Linked DNA regions of Mus musculus: all the other regions are linked to region 4. Evidence: chromatin loops called from intact Hi-C (ENCODE). Cell type or tissue: heart. All regions are shown on one strand. Region 1 has its middle 13 kb from the start of Gm31889. Region 2 holds the start of Tlr6 (toll-like receptor 6). Region 3 overlaps Tbc1d1 (TBC1 domain family, member 1). Region 4 overlaps Tbc1d1 (TBC1 domain family, member 1).

Region 1 (5,000 bases), 580 kb after region 4:
TCTGGGTTCTTTCCAGCTTCTGGCTATTATAAATAAGGCTGCTATAAACATAGTGGAGCATGTGTTCTTATTACCAGTTGGAACATCATCTGGATATATGGCCGGTGGTCTTTACAATAAAACTATGGAGTGGATTTCTGTCTCTCCCTTGGATCTTATTCCGGGTGGATATCTCATCCAGTGAGTTAGTTAGAGGATAGAGAGTGGCTTCCTGGCTCCCAGGTCAGACTCATCTCTCCCCAAAACCCTACCAGAGCTTCTACAGTCTCCAAAATAACATTCTCATGGATGGTTGAAGGTCTCTGGTCACTTGATCCTAGATGGATCCAGGCTCAGTCCAAAGCTTGGATGGAAGAAATGCTACATGTCACATTAGAATCTCCAGCCATTTCACCAAGGTCCCAAAATGAATAGGGGGGGGGGGAGGCGGGGGAGGGGGGGCTGGCTCAGTGGTAAAGAGCACTGACTGCTCTTTCCAGAGGTCCTGAGTTCAATTCCCAGCAACCACATGGTGGCTCACAACCGTCTGTAATGGGATCTGATGCCCTCTTCTGGTTCTGTCTGAAGACAGCAACAGTGTACCCATATAAATAAAATAAATAAATCTTTAAAAAAAAATAGTTAATGTGGGCACCAAGACTCTCACGAAGCCCCCTGGGGCTTACTTTTTAACATGACAGGAAAGCTATGGAGGGCCATGCTGAGTGAAGTACCTTCTTGGTCTGTTACCCTATTATTGTGTTTGGCAAGTGAGGGAGTCAGGGCATTAGTTACTCTACCGCAGAGCCAGGCCTCAGCAGACACCACCAGCCACTTCCCCACAGTCAGTCAGACCTGGGCCACTGGGTCCCCTGCCTTGTTGCTTGGCAGCTTTCTTCAAGGCCTGGCCTGGGCAGCCACACCCAACATTCTCACCACACCCTGTAATTCTCGCCACCCAGAAGTTCTTGCCACACCCTGCCTGCTCCCGGAAGGTAAACAAGGCCTCCAAAGAAGGGCTGCATTGTGTGCTTGCCCTCTTGGCCTTGGCTCTGGAGGCCCCAAATGGGCCTTTGACTTACAAACTCTGGCAGATCTATAAACAGTGACTAGAACAGAGGCCCTCCTGAACTTCAGCTGACCTCCAAGCTGGTCGGTTCTGAGGGACAAGTGCCTAGGCACCTGACTCCAGTGAGCAGAATTTCTACACCACCCAGAAGTGGGGGGAGTTTGCATTTGGGAAAGATAGAGGGAGGGGTGTCATGCTCCCTGGGGAAGACTGAAGTTTGGTCGTGTCACCCAGAGTAGAAGAAATTGCTGGGACATCAGTGAAGACCTCGGCAATGAGAGATGACAAAGTTCCTTTCCATGGAGCCCTGATTTGCACAGATGCAGCCGCTGAGGCATACAGAGTGCTTGCCCTGCGTCCCCCACTAAGCCTCAGATCCTTACCTTATTTGTGGATCATGCTGAGGGCGAAGCTCACTGTTTTCATTTCGCTAGTGAGGAAGCTGTGGTCCAGAGCCAGTAAGCAGGCTGCTCAGGGGCTGCTGATGAGCCCACAAGAGGAAGAACTAAGTTCTGAACCTAGCCCCTGGCTGGAGGCTGCCACCAGGGCAGCCTGTGAGTTAACACTGAGTCCACTTTCTTATGTCACAGGATGCACAGAAAAGGAGTCACTTTGGGGGTGTCTTTGTCTATTTTGACTGCTGCAATAAAATGTCGCAAACTTAGACCCTTTACAAACAACAGAAATATGTTGTTGAGAGTTTGGGAATTTGGAAGTTCAAGACCGAGGCACTAACAGATCTGGTATCTGCCCACCTGTGGTCATGGGGATGGTTCATGCTGTGATTGTTCCAGCAAGAAGAGGCGGGACACCACGGCCCCACCCGTTCAGGACCTCAGTACCTTATATCACCTTGTGACTTTCGTACATGGGCTTCATAGGATACAAGTACACTATAGCAGACAGACTGCTGAGGATCCCCCAAAATTATCAGGTCTCCTCAGAGTAGCTGGGTCATGTGCAGAAGGTTGGCGGGACTTTCTTACAACCAGAAAAAAAACTTGGCCCATTTGCCCTAAAAGCTCTCGAGTGGCGCACGGCTTTAATCCTAGTCCTTGGGAGGCAGAGGCAGTCTGATTTCTGAGTTCAGGTCAGCTTAGTACAGAGGTCCAGGACCACAAAGACTAACCCTGTCTTGAACACCGAAAAAGAGGGAGCTAGAGAGATGACTCACTGGTTAAGAGCACTGGCTGTTCTTCCGGAGGACTCTGGTTCAATTCCTGACACCCATGTGGTAGCTTATAGCTGCAACTCCAGCTTTAGGAGATCTGGCACTCTTACACAGATGTACATGCAGGCAAAACACCAGTGAACATAAAATAAAAACAGATCACACTCATTGTTAACTGTGTGTACCGAAAGGGTAAAGAAATGCAGAGATTCCCCTCACAGAGACTCTATGCAAGGGGGAGTTCTGTATCTGACCTCCAGTGTGGCCTTCCAGGATTGTCCCTCTGAGGTAATTTCCTGCAAAGGATGTGACAAATACCCCTAGAAAGAAAACTCCCTAACACACAGGTGTGGAAGGCTGAATGCCCCAAACCCTACTAAACACAGGGCTTTGCTCCATACCGTCAAGCGTTTGCAAGTCAATGGGGAGCAGGCTTTCCTAGTGTAGTGTCTGGGAATAAGCCTCATTTGTTAGGCTCTTGGTTAAATGCCCCCTTTTCAAGTCCTCCAAGAAATATTCTGAAACATCAACTTACTTGTTCCCATGGATCTTTCCTTCAGTTAGTACGCTAGAAATATTTCAAGACTAATGGACAAAGGAAGGTTTAGGATCCGGGTTTTTTTTTTTTTCCAAGTGGGAACCCACATAATTTAAGTCATGGGTGCCCTCTGCTGGAGACCCAGGAAAAAACAAGGACTCTAGCAAGAGCTGGGCTTTAAGGTCCTCCCTCCTCTTCTCCATGGCTCCTCTTCCTGTCCTTGGTTATGGTAGTGAAGCTTAGTGAGGAAAAAGCTGGGACATTGTGAGCCAGGCTGGGACATCAAATCCTGGCTCCTTGTGACTTTGGGTTATTGAATCTGTCTTTTACCATCCTTATTTGAAAGACTGGGATGGAAGTTAGAGCCTATCTCTCAGAACACCTGCAAGATGTAAATGAAAGACTGTCCCGGACACTAGAGGAAGGGCTGCATCAATACTAAGTGGAGTACTCCACCCAGAGAGAGGAGTGTGCTACCCATGCATGCTCTGGTGGTTGCTTTTATGAATGGCATCATCACATTTTTTTTTTTTTTGACTAATGACATCTAAAAGAAATCTTTCTTCCCCTGTCTGAACCCCCAAGGGTCACTCTCATGGCCACGAGGAATTCTAACGATTTAGGAGTCATCAATAGGGAGGCGCCGCTGAGAGGGCTCCAGCAGAGATAACAGAGCACACAAGTAATATCGTCCATCAACCAACGTCCAGTGACTCAGCTGTGAAGCACTCCTGCTTTGGCTCGGATCACGGAGCCTTACCATCATTTGAAAGGGATGAAGGAAGTCACTCACGCTCTTGCTAGCAAAGAAAAACAGATCAGGGTTCAGGTCTTCCCCAGATAGCAGAGCAGGCTTTAGACAGGCTGGTGACACTGTGTCCAAACAGTGCAGCAGGCAGGTAAGCCTAGAAGGTAGATTTTGCCATGGCGATGGTGTGGCAGGAACAGCTTTTGAGCATTTTGCGTGGAAAAATTTCACGCAGACATACAACTTGTGCCAGGCCTTTTCTAAGCCTGCAATGAGCCATCTCTGACATTCCTTAAGCCGGAACTCTCCCCACATGCCCACCAGAGCACTAGCTAGCCTCTCCACTTACACTCGCTGGGTGAGAGAGTGGGGAGAAGCCTTTTGTTTCTGTTTCTGTCTGCCCAGATCTTAGCTCAGTGCCTGACACAATGGGCATGTGATAAGTATTGACTGTATGGAGGGATGGATGGACAGACAGACAGATGGGCTTGAATGAAGGGATAGATGAACAGATGGGCGGATGAAGGAAAGAAGGGAAGAACTGTGAGTCTGCCTCTTAGTTGCTTTGCTGCTACTGTGAGACAAGAGAAATTGAGAGAATAGGGGCTTATTTCTGCTCACTGTTGAAGGGTTCCATTGAAGTCAAGAAAGAAGCTCACATCACATACATAGATCAGGAAAGCAGAGGGACCAAACAGGCTGCTGCTCCAGTCCATGTATGCAGTTCAAAATCCCCTACCTGGGAATTGTCTTGTCTGCAGTTAGAAGATGGGCCTTCTTAATCAACCAATCAATTGATTATTACATTAATCAAGATAAGCCTTCCTAGGCACGCCCAGGGTCTCCTGTCCCAGGTGATTCCAGATGCTGTCAGCAGGACAATGAACACTCACCATCACAGCCAGGGACTGGGATGCTCTCCCTAATTGAAGAGAGAGAGAGAGAGAGAGAGAGAGAGAGAGAGAGAGAGAGAGAGAGAGAGCGCAATTAGCATCCTGGAGTGGCCCAAGAACATGGGCTAGTGTTCTGAGTCAAGAAGGAGGAGGCTTTGGCAGTACTGCTGAAGGAGACTCATGGCTGACAAAAATCTCAGAGGTCAGTCAGGTGGAAAATCACTGTGGAAGCCACCCAGAGTTGATTTTTAAAAGTCTAACTTCATTGCTGTGGATTGAATATGGCTGCCCCCAGGACTCAGTGAGTTAAAGGCTTTATCTTCAACTTGTGGGATTATTGGGAAGGGATAGAGACTTTAAGAAGTAGGACCTAGTGGGAGTTTTCAGGTCACTGGGAGTTTGCCCATCTTTTCCCTTGTCTACCTTACCATCAGGTAAGAACTTTTACTCTGTTGTGGGTTCCCACCACAATGTACTGCCTCACTATAGGCCCAAACTCAGCTGACTGTAGAGCAGAACCTCAGAAGCAAGGAGTCAAATGCACCTTTTCACAAGTAGCCATCACAGACAGTTGCTATAGTAACACAAAGCTGACTGGCACT
Region 2 (5,000 bases), 670 kb after region 4:
GACTCTAATTTGTAAGAATACAGATTAGAGCATCTCAAAACCCGTGGGGGAAGAATGTGAAAAAATTATGCCTAATGCAAATAGCAGTGATGTCAGGATCAGGGCTTAATTTAATTTTCTTTTTTACAGTTTCAAGTATTTCTAAAATTTCAAAACTTTTAACATCTTCTGGGGTCTCAGGCTATTATCTCTTACAATCTTGTAAAAAGCCGTCTTTATTTGATGTGCCAGGGTGAAGTGATATGGGGGGAGTCCCCCATCTCAGAGGAGGAGGAGGGGGGAAGTTGGAAGAGGAGCTGCATGAGGGGGCACTGATAGGAGAGGGAGCTGATATTGGGATGTAATGTAAATGAATGAGCGAATTAATTAATTAATTAATTAATGGGAAAAGTTGTCTCTAACAGAATTTCAGCTTGGAGTGTGGAGGCGGGCATAATGTTCCACTCCGTGCTGAGGCAGTTGAGGGTTGCCGGGAGAAGAGGAGCCCTTGGTAAGCCTAACTCAGTCCAATATAAGGCAACATAGCCAAGAGTACATGGATAGCACAAGTTGGATTTGATGGGATTGGACGGGGGTGGGTTGGGGGGACACTCAGGTGGGTGGGTGGTTAAGAGTTAGGAAGGGGCGAAGAAAAACACAGTGTTCAAAATTCTCAAAGAACTAATCAATTAAAGCTCTCTTAAAATATACCCCGCCAAAAAGTTTTATATGCAAGCATGCTTGTATTATTTATGATATAAATACACACATAAAGAGGGCCCAACCTCTTCAACAAGGTGGCAGAGAATGGACATTCACGGATGAGGTCCCCTCCTACAAATCCCCCTCCCCCACCCCCCGAGGGCAGCTTACGTGTCTATGTTCAAGGGACTGTCATTCATTCAGCTGCCATGTCCCCCACATGGATATGCGCGTCCTGGAAGATGCTCAGAACCTCGAGATGTTCCTAGGGTGCACATTCTGGCAAACAGCCCCAGACTTTAATGAATTCGTAGGTAGCATGGGTGGGACAAAGGGGAAGGTTTATTTATTTATTTTAAAGGAAGTATGAGGAGACAATAAGAATTTGCTTAATACATCAAACAGAAAGTGAAAGAGAAAAGAATAGTCAACCACAAAACCAAAAGTGGTGGCGGATGGAGGGAGCGCCGTAAAAACTAAAGCTATGAGAAAAGGGGGGTGGGGGGGAGGGTTGTAATCAAGTCAACACAAGCACAAGAGAAACCTGGCTCTGTCAAACTTTGGGTTTGAAGGCCAAGTGCCAGCTTCCGGCTGGATTCAAAGTTACAAAGAGTTTGGGAATCTTGATCTCAGTCACTTCCACCAAATGTTTCTTCAGATTCTTCTGTGGACAAAGGGCACGGCAAAAACTAGCGCAGCGGAAACGAATTCACATAGGAGGGACAGAATTAAATCCTTCCTCCAAAACGCTCATAAATTAGTGAGAGGTACAGACTAATAAAAGATTATAGTACCACGTGATGAGGAAACAGAACACTGTTTTTATACACACAGCCCAGTGTGCTGTCACGACCACAAAAGACTACAAAACTTCGTGAAAGGAGAAAACAGCCCAAACCAACGGGACAGGAAAAGTCACAGAAGTCGACTCACTTCCTTGGCTACCGCTGAAATGCCAGCTGTTGTCTGTCTACCCGAAAGTCACAGAAAATTCTTAGGTAGTCCAAACGACAGCCACGCTTTAAAACACCGCCACAAAATCGTTTTGTAAAAATTTCAAAGAAAGGTTACCTATTTCCAGCACTGACGGTACCATTTTCTTTCTCGATTGAAATATCAACGCAGTAATTTGAAAAATCCAGAAAAGCCTTCTTACTTACCAAGACTTCCTTCTCCGAATTTCTCTGAAAAAATAAGTTGCTTGACCAACCCTAGTCCTAAGCCTGGGAACCACGGTACTTAGGAGTGGTTTGGCGTCATCTCTTGGTACTCGTTGGAATTACCCCGTGTATAAAACCCTTCCAAAGCAGAGGGGCTCTGAGCTGCCGTCTATAAATCTTTGCTTCAATCTTTAGATTCATATAAACAAGCAGATTATGAACATTTTGGTGTTACTACGAGTATTTATTTAAGGTATGTTTTGTCTGCTTTTTGGTTTTTATTTTTGTTTAGTTTTGTTGTTTGTTGTTTGTTTTGTTTTATTTCAGACTGAATTTTAAATTGCCACCAGGATAGAAGTTAGGAGATTCAGTTCTGTGCTGTGACAATCCTTCATATTTCCCCTACAAAATCACCACTGTCATTCGAGCAAGGTTTCAGCACCTTGGGACTGACAGAGATACTTTAAAAACAAAATAAGCTTAAAGCTCATGGCGTGCTTTTTGGAAAGCCGGTTTTCAAGAGAAGTTTCAGTGTCAATACACATTTAGCCAGCCTCGACAGTTTGTCAACATTCACTACTACTGGGAGCTTCAGTTCTTAATTCGGGAAGAGCAAGCGATGCTGGTCTTCTTCCACAGCAGCTTAGAACTTGGTTTTCTAAAGACTGTTTAGAATTTGAGAAACACGTTTAGTCAAGGCTGAAAGGCAAAGAGGATGAAGGGCAGACACTTTGAGCAGGTGTCCCTGTATCCCGGCTTCTCACTCGATTAACTAGATGATCGTCTCCTAATTGATCTCTCTGGCTACCATCATCTCGTCTTTGAACAAAAAAACAAAAACAAAAAACTACCAAGACTGTACGTTGGCCAATGATAAGCTGGAAATCACTTCTGCTTTCGGGAGGAAACGAAGAAGAACATCTTACTGCTCATAGTCACTCAGCAAACATAAGAGGAAGTCTTCTCCGAACTGGGGAGGCTCAGCAAGGAGTGATGGGGCAAAGCTGGCAACTAGTGTGTGGAGGGAGCGAATGAGTGGAGATATCCAGACCCGACTGGAGACCTAGGCAGAGGGGAGAGGAGCCAATGAGATGCAAGGGATGGCAGGCAACACTGGGCCTGCTTCTTAAGAAACCACATGATTCAGAGGTATACACACAAGCTTGAGCAAGCACGCACGCACGCATACAGGCACACACATACGTGCGCCTAGCATTGAAGAGCGGTCACATGACTCACATCTCGGTTGTATTGCACAGTAATGATGACCTTTGGGGATGCAAGTGCTACTCCTGTTGAAGCTGTCACAACTCTAAGGGGAAGGGTAGAGCCAACCTAATTCATGCAACTCACATGGAAGGGACCACATGACAGGAAAATGAGCAGAAAAGAGAACACATTGGGCTGAGTGCCTCGCTTAGCCAACTGTGTAGCTTTGGGCAAGTTGTGTAACCTCACTGAGATTATTTTTTCATCTACAGAACAGTCAGAGTTGTGATTTTTTTTCGAGGGATGATAATGAATACCAAGCAGCTGGAATGATAACTGACAAAAAAAGAAGCCACAAGAGTAGGAGATTTGGATTCTGTGAAAGCCATGTTTTCACATGGGAAAGTAGAAAGATCATAGAGCATTGAGATCACATGAAGCAAATCAGGAAGCAGAACTATGGCCTAGCACGCATATACAGGGCTCGTCTTCCTGCCAGCTTTACTCTGGGCATTTTACAAGTACTTACCAACACTCATAAAGGTGCTGGGAGATAAGTGTTCTACCCCCACCTCACACTGGTTCAGGAGTAGCTAAGAAATGGACTGGTCAGGGGCAGGCCGTCCCAAGACTGTGCTCAGCATCACAGTGTGCCAGGTCCCAAGTCTCACATAAGGAGACACCGAGAGGTAGCCATTTGACTCAGAAGCCGGAACTCAGGTTCAGAGTCAGAAGCCGATGGATGCCTGCGGCCAGAAGGCAGAGGGAGCACCACCCTGCCTTCACTTCCAACTGTCTGATTTCTAGAGCCATAAGAGGAACACATTGCTGTTGTTTTAAGCCACGTGGCTAAAGGAAATTTCCTATATCGGCCACAGGAGACTAGTAGCATTATCACATGCATATACTGGAACACATACAATGCTTTTCTTCAGAACTCTTGTCTTCCAGCATAACTAAGAGAGAGTCCCATTCACCATGTTATCCCCCTTTGTCCTTTAAAAAATACCATATATGATGTTTCATATTTTATGAGATAGCATCTTACAAGTGGGTCTCATATCGTCCTGCCTCGGCTCCCCGGTGTTGACATTGCAAGCATGCGCCACCCTATCCGATTTTATGTGTTATGCTACTTTAATTTTTTTTAAATGTCACAGTGGGATAAATAAGATAATATAGCCTAAAGCCAGTTAATATCCTGTCGCAGTTCAGACAGAAGGAAAACATTATTAAGTACTGATATTAAAGCTAACATTTGCTGTTGAATTTGTGGGGAAGACAAACCACGGACTGAATTAAAATGGTATTTGTAGTGCGTACAACCATGTAATGGTATCCAAACTATGTCAGGTTTTCCACACATCAATAAAAATGTGACTGAGAAACCCAAAGGGCGGGCACAAATTAAGCCAAGAATATAATCGGATGGATTGGGGGCGGGGCTAGAAATGGGTCTAACACGAGAAAGCACACGGCGAAGCATCCTCACTGCCTGTGGGAAGATACAGACACTACTCAGTGCACACTCCTGAGATAGACAAAGAACAGGACACTCAGAGATACCAAGTATGAGTCAGAATGTTAGAAACAGGAGCTTACCAACACTTCCCGTGCTCCCAAATTGTTAAAAAAGGCTCAGAGGAGCCAGATGTTGACACCATTTTTGAAGCTCTTCTCATGACTCTTGGTGTCATAGGAGGATCTAGGCACTGAGACCTGCATACTAGCCTGGTGTCTGGCTCCTAGCTGCATCCTTATAGGACCCTGGAGGCATCTGCCCTTGACTTTCTGATTTCCCCATCTCTGTCTTTCCTTCCAGCATTTGAAACCAGTCCTTGAAATCAATCACCAACTGATCTCAACCATTCTGCCTGATGTTTCAGGTTTGGTGTTTGGTTCACTAAGTTGAGCACCAGCCCTTCACTAATTCAGGTTTTGGTAGTTGAA
Region 3 (5,000 bases), 55 kb after region 4:
CAGACCCTTCTGATGCCATAGTCCCAACTATCGGGATGCATCCTTAGGAGCTGGCCCCAAGCACAGGGAAAGCCTATGTGTAAGGAAGTTCTCTGAAGAGTCATGCTTGTAATATCAAAAAATTGGAAACTTCAAGATGGCAAACGTTATTGAGTGGTCTGATATGTTTTCGGTATGCTGGTGGGGAATCGTGAAGCCATTTGTACTGATAGTTACCGGGACATGGTGCCACACAAGAAAGCCCTTAGAACATAAGATTATGAGAAAAACGGTAGGTGGGATAGGATATTTGGTGTTAGTTGTGTTACAGCTAGGGAAGTACGCGTAGAACAGTGACGAGGAAAGGCAGTGTAAAGACGACGGAAGCTGTACTGGGGGTTTTGCCCTCCACGCTTCCTGCCTGGGGCTTTATTGCTTCAGTAATAAAGCTGACGGGATGTCTTTCTGACAAAAACTGAGCATAAGGAAGTGAATAATTCCTACTTTGACAAGCAGAAGAAAATGCTCTTTTCAACACCAAAACTCTGGCAACACAGTTTTCTGAAAAGTGTGGAGAAATGGAGAGGCAGGAAGGAGTGGAAGGTTTGAGGTGGGATCTGATATGGAGCCAGACTAAAGAAGACAAGGGCTGCTCCTTGTGGGCTGTGGAGTGACGCTGCTCAGGGCCTGGGTTTTAGACAGCTCAGAGGGAGAGAAGCTGGGCTTCTACAAGTGAACCCCTTCCTATCAGCCCCCCAGTGTCTAACATTTGGTCTTTAGTTCATGGATCGTGCTTTTCTGAGGTACCACTGTGGAGTCAGACTTTAATCTTAGGCCTTTCTGCATCAGTCAGTCACTTGTGATCTGTAAGTAGGTAAGAACAAGGTCCTGATTGCCATCCCTTTATTCTTCAGTCCCTTGGCCAAGGGAAGCCCTACTCAAGGAATAGGGCTCTTGCCCCACCAGACAGTCTGCTGTGGGTTTGGACCATTCCTGGGGCACAGAACAATTACACTGAGACAGTGAGAACCCAAGATATTTATTAAGAACTCATGAAGGCGCAGAAGGGCACAGCCTGTGGTTCAGCTTAGCTTAACATGTCGTCCTAACTCTGTAGAAAAGGCCAGAGACTTTGGTGCCAAGTTTCCCAGGAGAGGAAATGATCTTTACATTCAGTGAGTTTTCCATCCTCAGAATTACACAGGAGCACTTTCATGGCAGTGGGAACCCCACAGTGCATATCCATTGCAGTTCTGCTGAGATACGAGGTTCAGTTCCAGAAGGTCCAGCTAAGATGGAGGCTTTCCAGGCATGCACCGGAACCTCTGTGAACTGTATCCCTTCACCCCCAGCTCAGTGCGGGGAGGTAGGTGTTACGCCCTGTGTGGGAGGCCAGGAACTGAGGCCCAGAGAGACTGAGTCCCTCAGATCCTCAGGGGCAAAGCTGACTCCCAGCCTGAGCTGTCACCAGGGATGGGAAATGCTAATGGTGCCCACTGAGCCTCTCAGGAACAAAAAGAAATCAGGTAGACGTGACAGCACGGGACTTAGTATTTGCATAGACTAACTTTTGAATCTACTTAGTATTAATCATGGAGTTAACCTGAAAACTAGGAAGCTGAATTTTTTTTTTTAAGACAACTGGGAATGGCAGGAATGTGGCAGGGCTTTGTAGGACAGCTTCAGTGCTCATAGGGAAGGGAACCCTGTAGGGGACCCTAGGGGAAAGCTGGCGTCCCACAGCTAGGAAGGGTGTTGGCTGCATTAGTTAGGAAATGCAGTAGAGTACAGCTTCTGTCCTTCAGAAGCCGCAACTCCATTCTCAGAAGAGTGTTCTAGACTGCCAGACCACCTTGAGAGTTGTGATGGTTGCTTTCGACTGTCAGCTTGCCAAGATAGAATCACCTTAGGACTGGTCTAAGACAGTTTCCAGATTAGGCTAATTAAAGTGAGAAAACTTACCCTAAATTCGGACAGTGCCATCCCAGGAGAGACAGCTCCCGGGAGGAGAAAGGAGACAGTGAACTGAGCTGCTACACTTGGCTCTAGGCTTCCTGGCTGTGCGTGTATTGTACCCAGCCATCTCAGGCTTCTGCCACCTCAGGCTCCAGATACCTCAGGCTCCAGACACCTCAGCCTCCAGACACTCCTGTCTCCTGTCACCTCAGACTCCAGACACCCCTGTCTCCTGCCACCTCAGGCTCCAGACACCTTAGCCTCCTGCCACCTCAGGCTCCAGACACCCCTGTCTCCTGCCACCTCAGGCTCCTGCCACATCAGGCTCCAGACACCTCAGGCTCCAGACTCCTCTGTCTCCTGCCACCTCAGGCTCCAGACGCCCAGGCTCTCCACCTCATGAACTGGGCCAAAATAAACCCTTTGTTCTTTGTTACTTTCATTGACCATTTTGTCACAGCAGTATCAGGAAAGTACCTGTTATAGGCCTCTGCTGGGTGACTTCAGCCTGCAGGCTTACCTTATTGGAGAGAGGGCATTGCAGTGAGCAGCAGTCTGCTGACTCACACTGGGCCCACTCCAGCCCTGTCGCTCTTCCTCCTCAGGAGAAAGTGCAGACACTGCCCCCTGGGTGGCGTCTGCACTTTGGGCTTGTTTCACAAGTGTGGCTCTGTTGTCACTGTTGCTGTTAAAGGAAGAGAGCCGGCTCTGCTCATCCATGTGTGAGTGACAGTTGGGATTGGCTCATTTCTGCAGATCTGGGTCAAGAGGACTTTTTCTATAAACAGTCCCATTACTTTGTCATTCTTACAATTCTTAAAAACCCAGCTGAATTGTAACTAAATGTGGTGACCTTGCAAACAGAACATGAGTCCTTTGTCACATTTAACCTATAGTCAGCGTATTTCATAGCATTTGCAGGGAAAGCCGCTAAGAACTACAGTTTTGAAAGTCTTGTCTGTGCCCCTGAGTGCCTGGTGCCTATGAAGGCCAGAAGAGGGTGTCAGCTCCCCTGGGAACTGGAGTTACAGCTAGGAGCCACCAGTGGGTGCTGAGAATTATACCTGAATCTTCGAGAAGGGCAGCCAGTGCTTTTAACTGCTGAGCTGTCTCTCTAGGCCTTGAAAAGTTTTTTTGTTTTTTAAATCTTTTTGGCCTTGTAGAAGCGTGTTAGAACCTATATTTATTCTTTTCCTTTGCAATTACCTCTAGGTGTTTGTTGTCCTCACCGTGTAAAACCATTGACCTTGTCAGAGCTGAGTTTTCTCCTCTCCGTGTGCTTCCACGCGTGCGCGTGAGCACAGGTACCTGTGCCCGTGGGAGGCCTGTCTCAGTGACTCAGCCTGGTGGCTTCTCTACCCAACAGGTGTTTGAGATGGACATCGCCAAGCAGCTCCAGGCCTATGAGGTCGAGTACCACGTGCTCCAGGAGGAGCTTATTGAGTCCTCGCCTCTCAGTGACAACCAAAGAATGGAGAAATTGGAGAAAACCAACAGCAGCTTGCGCAAACAGAACCTTGACCTCCTGGAGCAGTTGCAGGTAGAGCATATTTGCCGAGCGGCTTCCCGAGCCTCTGTGTAGTCGCTCATTAACTCACCAAAGGCACCAGCAGCCCGGGCTTTCCCAGGACCGCAGGACCTTTCCCACCCCGCGCTCTTTGTAGTTGCGATCAGAGGTGTCCCAGGAGAATCAGCCCTTTTATTGCAGAGCAGACAGTGTCCTTGCCACGGTCAGACAGTCCAGGAGCTTTCTGAGAGGCTCTTTCTACACTAAGCTTTGCAGGAGACCAGCTTGGCCCCAGATGCTGACTGCCAACAATTGTGCTTTGAATAATGATGAGAGAGTCTTAAGCTTTTGTTGCCTGGGGGGGAAACAGGCCAGGTCCTTGGAGAGATACTGAAGGAAGGAAGTAACTTAGAAATCTATCTAACGAACTAAATCAGAACAGTTGATGCTTATTTATAAGTCTGATTCGGATGCGAAGGTTTATTAAGCGGCATAGTTCTCCTGTACACCCCGCCCCCATCTTAAGTGGGTGAATGCAGGTAAGGACACAAGACCAGCACTATAAATAGTCCATGCAGAAGGGAGAGGGAATGACCCTGATAGGTGTGCAAAAGTCACTGCAGGGCGTGGCTTCTCTGTCAGTCCATTGGCACTAAGTAACCATGAATTCTCCTTGTTTGATAGTATAAATGAGAGAATGTGTCCGTGTTCAGAAATTATTAGAGTGACACTTTTAAAATAGGTTATTAATGGAGGCTCTTGGCTCCATAGAAATGTTCTCCATCCATATCTGGTTCTGATCTTTCCCCATAGAAAGCCGCCACTTGCTGAGTTTGTCCATAAAGTGAGAAAGGTGGGCATTTGAGTACTCTGCTCCCCCCCCACACACCCCCAGATGCCCTTCTCTCAGCAGTCCTCAACCACAGGAGCGTGCGAAATCAAAATGCTTCCCTTGCTCATCCTAACTGCCAGGAACATCTGAAGTCCCACTATTTAGTCTGTCCTTACTAAAAATATGCTGCTACACTCTTCCCTAGAAGTCTCAGCTGTCACCTGAAGGGAAGTTAAAGGGGACAGAGAGCCTGCTCTGTCCCACAAGGGCATACTGTGCAGTAGACCCTGACCTAGACCTTGAGGTGAGCATGTCCCACAGAGTTCCGCTTTGCTTTGTGAAGCCGCAGCTTTGTATGAGCAGAAGTACACACAGGTTCCTGGGTTAGGCTAATCCTGGGTCCGTAGTTGGAGGTTTGAAAGCAGTCACACACTGCTTCTGTCTGAGGGGGCTGTGAGTCACTGCTGAGAAGCCGGCATACTGAAGGTCACTCATGCTCTCTGGAGCCAGGGCTCCTACACTTCTAGGAGAGTCTTATCCAGGGTTGCTAGCCCACTGTAGGTACTGAGCCTGTGCTGTGCTGGGCACAAGCTGAGTAGCACATTGCCCTTCCCGAAAACATGGGCAAGGGATTGTGGCGTGTGGTTAGGCTCTGTGCTAATGCAGAGGTGGTTTCCTCATGATTCTCTCTGTAAGTATGTATCCCATATGTATTTTCTCCCTTTG
Region 4 (5,000 bases):
TAAGAAAGAAAGTCATGAAGTGTGGGTAGTAAACAACTCCGGTGGTTCCTTGTACAAGCTCAGCCGCTCCATGATTGTCCATTCTGTGTTTATGCTCCACACTCCAGGAGGCCAACTATGAGCTACCCTGAGAGGAAGCCTTACTGCTTCCTTAAGTAAGAGAACAAGGCAGAGACAGCTCTCAGCCTTCCTTGCTCCTAACACAAGCCTGCAGTCGTTTTAAAAGCATGTGTTTGCTGTTCAGTAGTGATACTACTGCAAGAGCAGCGGTGTGGTCTGTGAACTAGGGGTTCTGATTTTTATGTCTGAGCCAAATCCTGTGGGGAGGATTAGTTTCTAAGGACAAAATTCATAAAACCAAGGGGAACTAGAGGGTGAACAGTGAGATAGTGTTGAAGAAACCTATCTAAGGAGGGGTTACACTGTACTTACAAATGCACTGTCTAATAAAGCTAAGGAAACATCTTCAATGTGTCTGCCTCCCACCCGTGCTATGGATAGAACCCAGGTCCTTGCGCGTGTCAGGCAGCTACTCTACCACTGAGCTGTGCTCCGGCGGGCCCCCTCCCCTTCTGAGTTCAGCAGTGACTAGTTGAAGTTTTGTGAGACTGACAAGTTTAAATTAGCAAAGTCTGAGAGGGCTAGCACTGCTCCTGAGCCTACAAAGGGTTGGTACATCTCAGATGGTTAAATGAAATGCCGCACTCACCACGTGGAAGCAAAGTTGTATAAATAGGAAACCAAGTTCTATCCAGCTGTGACGAGACAAGTGTTTCCACAGCGAAGCAAACAGAGACTGTGAAGGGAGATGCTAAAAGCTGCTTGGTGGCTGAAATATGAAGCCCAGGGCTTACTGGTACTCCCACACAGTAGTGGCTGCTTACCATTGTTGTCTCTGAAACCCAGGGAAGCCACTGGCTCTCTGGGTGAGGGCTCTCAGCACTGAGCACTTGGAAGGACCATACTTGGTAAAGATTCACTCTGTCCCGGGTGGTATGGCAGAGGTGCTAGTAAATCAGAGTGAAGCTGTGGCAGGCGGAGTGTGCTCATCCGAGGGCTAGGCGGAGGGCACGCAGACACACTGCTTTCTCTGAGTAGAGGACAGCGATGCTCCACCTTCGAATTAAGTCTCTGGTCTTCAGAGCCTCACTGTTGTCCCTACCACAGACAAGTGGGTGGCAGTACACTTGTCCCTGGGCAAAGTTATGCACACACTTGTCTCTTAAGTGGTTTTGTCTGTGGATTTCACTAGCTTTCATGAGATTGGGGTCCTTTGGTGATCTTGTTGAAAGGTGGATTGTTGAGGTGGGACCAGTTGCATCCCAAGCTCTGTCTCTGAAAGGCTTTCTTTCCCACTGATACTGCTGTGAATAGCCCATTTTGAGTAGTTAGGGCATAGAGTAAAGCAGCCACAGTGGGTATGATATGAGTCTTCCAGGCCTAGCTAGTCTCTGGGCCTCTGCAGTCTACACTCAGGGCTCTCCAAGGTCCAAGAGCCTCCAATAATCTCGGTTCTCAATGAATTTCTTGTTTTCTTTGTGGTGGCAGGAACGAAGACAGGGCCTGCTGGGCCAGTGCTCACCACTGAGCTGCCAGTGACCTTTTATGAGAAGGATGCGTGTGTAAGAAAGCAGGGTGCACTGGAGAACAGTGATACCGAGTAAGCGGGTAAACATGGACCTGGGAAAGCAGCGGTCTACTGGCATCCTCTGCAGGCAGGCTTTGCCCAGTGCTGTGTTCCAGAGATGCACTGTCTACACAAGTCTGCTTTCCTTGTCGAGGGCTCTCTCCTCATTGTCAGGACAGCAGAGGATGCTGGAAACCAGCTCTTAACTAGCTAGTCTGTGCTGCGTGCCCTTTAGTTTCTTTTCTCAGCGTACCATATGAAGGAGAACTCTTTGTCATTATGAAATAATTTTTAGGCAGCTCTCCACTTGGAACAGAGAGAATCTTTTTGTTCTGTTTGTGCCAGGGAACAGTTTTAGCCTTCATTTAGTTCTTTTCATTTAAGTATTTCATATCACAGTGTGCATTTTACCAACAATAGATGCCTTCAGATTTTGACATGTTTTGAAAAGGGGAAGGAAACTCTTTTTGGCATAAATAAGAGTGATTTATTGACTTGAAGCCCTTTATGTGAGTATATAGTCCAGTAAAGCCAAGGCTGAGAGTTTTGTTTTGTTTTGTTTTGGCTTATGAGTACAGCTGGGTCGGCCTAAACCCTGAAGAACTTTAGGTTAGATAGCACATGAACCAAGAAGTAAACGTTTAAGGCCAGACTAAAGCGCGTAAGGGATCTTCGGTGTGACTTCTGTGTTACTGTGCAAAAGGTGGGAAGCACTTAGTGGCTGATTTGTTTTCAAAAATTGATTTACCTCGGGGAGATTTTAATGGCTAACATAAGTGAAATAATGCAAACGCCGTCTCCATCTCTGCATTTTCTCTTGATCAGGAGTGCTTGTCTTTCACTGGGCACGGGGACTTCATTGTTGAGACTGGGTCAGCCAGGCTGCCCCTGAGCTCACTGTATAGCTGATGCTGCCCTTGAACTCTCGAATCTCCCTCCACTTCTGAGTGCCGGGGTGCCACAGGTGTGCCCCCGTGCCTGATTTTTGGTGGTGGTGGTTTTTGGTGCTGGTAGCTTGTCTTTCTGGCTTTTGTGTTGTGTGTTGTTTAGTGCGGAGGTTGGACTAAGGGCTGCATGCCTGCGGGGCAAGTACTCAACCATATGGACTTTATCCCTGGTCTTCTGGGGAGATTCTTAAGTACCCAGGCTGTCCTCTCACAGGCCAGACTCATGTGAGTTCTCCAAAACTGGGATTGCTGCCACATCAAGACCAGGCAACCTCGGGTGACTGGAGAGCCTGTCACCACTTGGTGGCAGTGTTTCTCCCTGGTCTTGGTGGCTCTGCTCTCCCATCCCCAAGAAAGAGCTTGCTTTCTTCCCCAGTACTGTTGTGTTTGAGTTAAGATAGTTGTCCTTCTGCCCACTTGTAACTTATTTGAATAGGGAGTTGTGGGTTCTGTAGGACTTTATGGGACTAGTCTCCCTTTCTTCAGGGTTTTATGGCAACGGCAGAAGCAGGTAGTGTCCAGTTGACAGATGTGATTATTTTTAATTTCTCCTCTTTGAGATGGGTCTGGCTCTGTAGTGCTACTTGGCAGCCTGTGCCCTAGCCTCACAGATACTGGAGTTCCAGGCATGTGCCACCTCCCCTGGCAAGATTGGTTTTCCTTCAGTTTTATTTAACTTTGCTTTTCGGTGGTGAATAAAGATCTGTCTTGAGATGGAGTTTTCAAACCAAGGATTTGATTGTTCATGTGAAGTTTTTGGTTTTTTGGTTTTGTTTTGTTTTTTCTTCTGTTTTGTGTTTGTTTTTGTATGTGTTGTCTTTGGCATATCATCCTAGAAGCCACTGTGACTGGCCTTGGCTGGCTGCTCCTGCCTGCACTTGTTAACACTGCTAAGGCAGCCCTGTCAGCTTTTCCTGATGCACCTCTGGAATTCAGACAGCAAGTTCGACCACTTCTGCTTGCTAGCAAGGCTCGAGGAGTAGAGCTGAGGCTTCTATACTGCAGTGTGGGAGCTGGGGGTCCTGGGAGTCAGGTGACCAGGACTTGATTGCAGCATCCAGCTGCCAGGGACTTCCTCCTTAGGGTCAAGTGACTGCTCAGAGCATGCCCCCAGGACAAAGTCCAAAGTGGACGTTTTGATTTGTCATTCTCATTTTAAATTTTGTGGCGAGGACAGGGTCTCACATAGTTCATACTGGTCTTGAACTTTGTGTAGCTAAGGCTGTCCTTGAACTCCCAATCCTGTGAGTACTGGAATTACAGATGTGATTTTCTTCTCTAGCTTAATTTGTTACCATTCAAGGTTTCAATAAGCTGTTGAGTTTAAATAAGACAATGGCAAGAAGTTTACAGTGTTTTCAGGGGAATCAAATCTGTGGACTTAGTGCAGTCTGGTCTGAGTATGACCAGCACAGAGGCTCCATGTCCTGTAGGTACTGTTCTGTACCCCCAGCTTTCCCTCCCGTGAATGTCTGCTGACAGTTCCTACTGCACCAGCCTGCTGGCCCCGAAGCTCTACACCCTCTAGCGTCCCTAGGTACAGGGATGGCCCCGAAGGGGAGGGCAGCATGAGCTCTGGGAAGGGATTCTTTCCTTGGAAAACACAGTTTATTTTTACTTACAAAGCAACTCTATTGAGATATATTTTGTATACTGTACAAATCACCCATTTAAAGCCCACAGTTCAGTATTACTATTTTTAGAGATGCAGTCAGAGTACTGAGCAGCTATTACTATAGTAATTACTGTAGTACAAGTTAAAAATCCTTAAATCACTAGATAAAGAATTTTCTAACCATCACTTCTCAGTCCATTGTCCCCACCCCTAGCTGACAGGCAGCCACTAATCTACCATGTCTCTGCAGATTTGCTTATCCTGGACACTTCCTGTAAATGCATCCACAGAATTTGTGGTCCCTCTGCTGGCTCCTCCCACTTCTCATGATGTTCTCTAAGTCTTGTGTCATGTCAGTGCCTTATTCTCTGATGGAAACTAATGCTCCGACCTGTGGACATGTTACATTCTGTTTAATGTCTCCCAGTCAGTAGACAATGTGAGTTGTTTCCACCTCTTGGCTATTAAGAATAGTGCTGTTCTGAGCATTGATGGAAAAGGGGTTTTGTGGATGATCATTAGTCAGCTATAGGATGGAACACAGGACCCCCGATGGAGGAGCTAGAGAAAGTACCCAAGGAGCTGAAAGGGTCTGCAACCCTATAGGTGGAACAACAATATGAACTAACTAGTACCCCCAGAGCTCATGTCTCTAGCTGCATATGTAGCAGAAGATGGCCTAGTCGGCCATCATTGGGAAGAGAGGCCCCTTGGTCTTGCAAACTTTATATGCCCCAGTACAGGGGAATGCCAGGGCCAAGAAGTGGGAGTGGGTGGGTAGGGGAGCAGGGCGGGGGGAGAGTATAGGGAA

What was found. A loop is a pair of places that touch in the nucleus more often than their neighbours do. Peaks named below come from ENCODE experiments on the same cell type or tissue, not always from the same donor. Only the 100,000 strongest peaks of a DNase experiment are listed, where the experiment ranks them.
Region 1: it touches region 4 in a loop (9-fold over the local background); 14 of 42 quality-filtered maps call a loop at or near these places.
Region 2: a loop joins it to region 4, with 2.3 times the contacts of the local background. A loop is called at or near these places in 6 of 42 quality-filtered maps.
Region 3: it touches region 4 in a loop (4-fold over the local background); 6 of 42 quality-filtered maps call a loop at or near these places.

Annotation. Positions count from the first base shown.
Region 1 is chr5:64,863,938-64,868,937 of GRCm38, forward strand. No RefSeq gene overlaps it. Among named protein-coding and RNA genes, the nearest start is that of Gm31889, 13 kb to the right of the region's middle. In heart, a CTCF peak has its summit at 2,888 (motif pointing left); DNase peaks (open chromatin) are centred at 934, 1,514 and 2,894; H3K27ac peaks cover 1,785 bases.
Region 2 is chr5:64,958,182-64,963,181 of GRCm38, forward strand. Tlr6 (toll-like receptor 6) reads right to left here and starts at 1,867. Exons shown (of 2, transcript NM_001359180.2): 1 at 1,842-1,867. In heart, a CTCF peak has its summit at 1,945; DNase peaks (open chromatin) are centred at 1,920 and 2,790.
Region 3 is chr5:64,341,951-64,346,950 of GRCm38, forward strand. It overlaps Tbc1d1 (TBC1 domain family, member 1), which reads left to right. Exons shown (of 22, transcript NM_001310611.1): 21 at 3,302-3,475. Among named protein-coding and RNA genes, the nearest start is that of Gm43837, 34 kb to the right of the region's middle. In heart, a CTCF peak has its summit at 2,572; DNase peaks (open chromatin) are centred at 2,501 and 3,671; H3K27ac peaks cover 3,240 bases.
Region 4 is chr5:64,286,567-64,291,566 of GRCm38, forward strand. The region is part of intron 14 of Tbc1d1 (TBC1 domain family, member 1); the gene reads left to right. Among named protein-coding and RNA genes, the nearest start is that of Gm38634, 32 kb to the left of the region's middle. In heart, a CTCF peak has its summit at 2,871 (motif pointing right); DNase peaks (open chromatin) are centred at 1,665, 2,855 and 3,545; H3K27ac peaks cover 783 bases.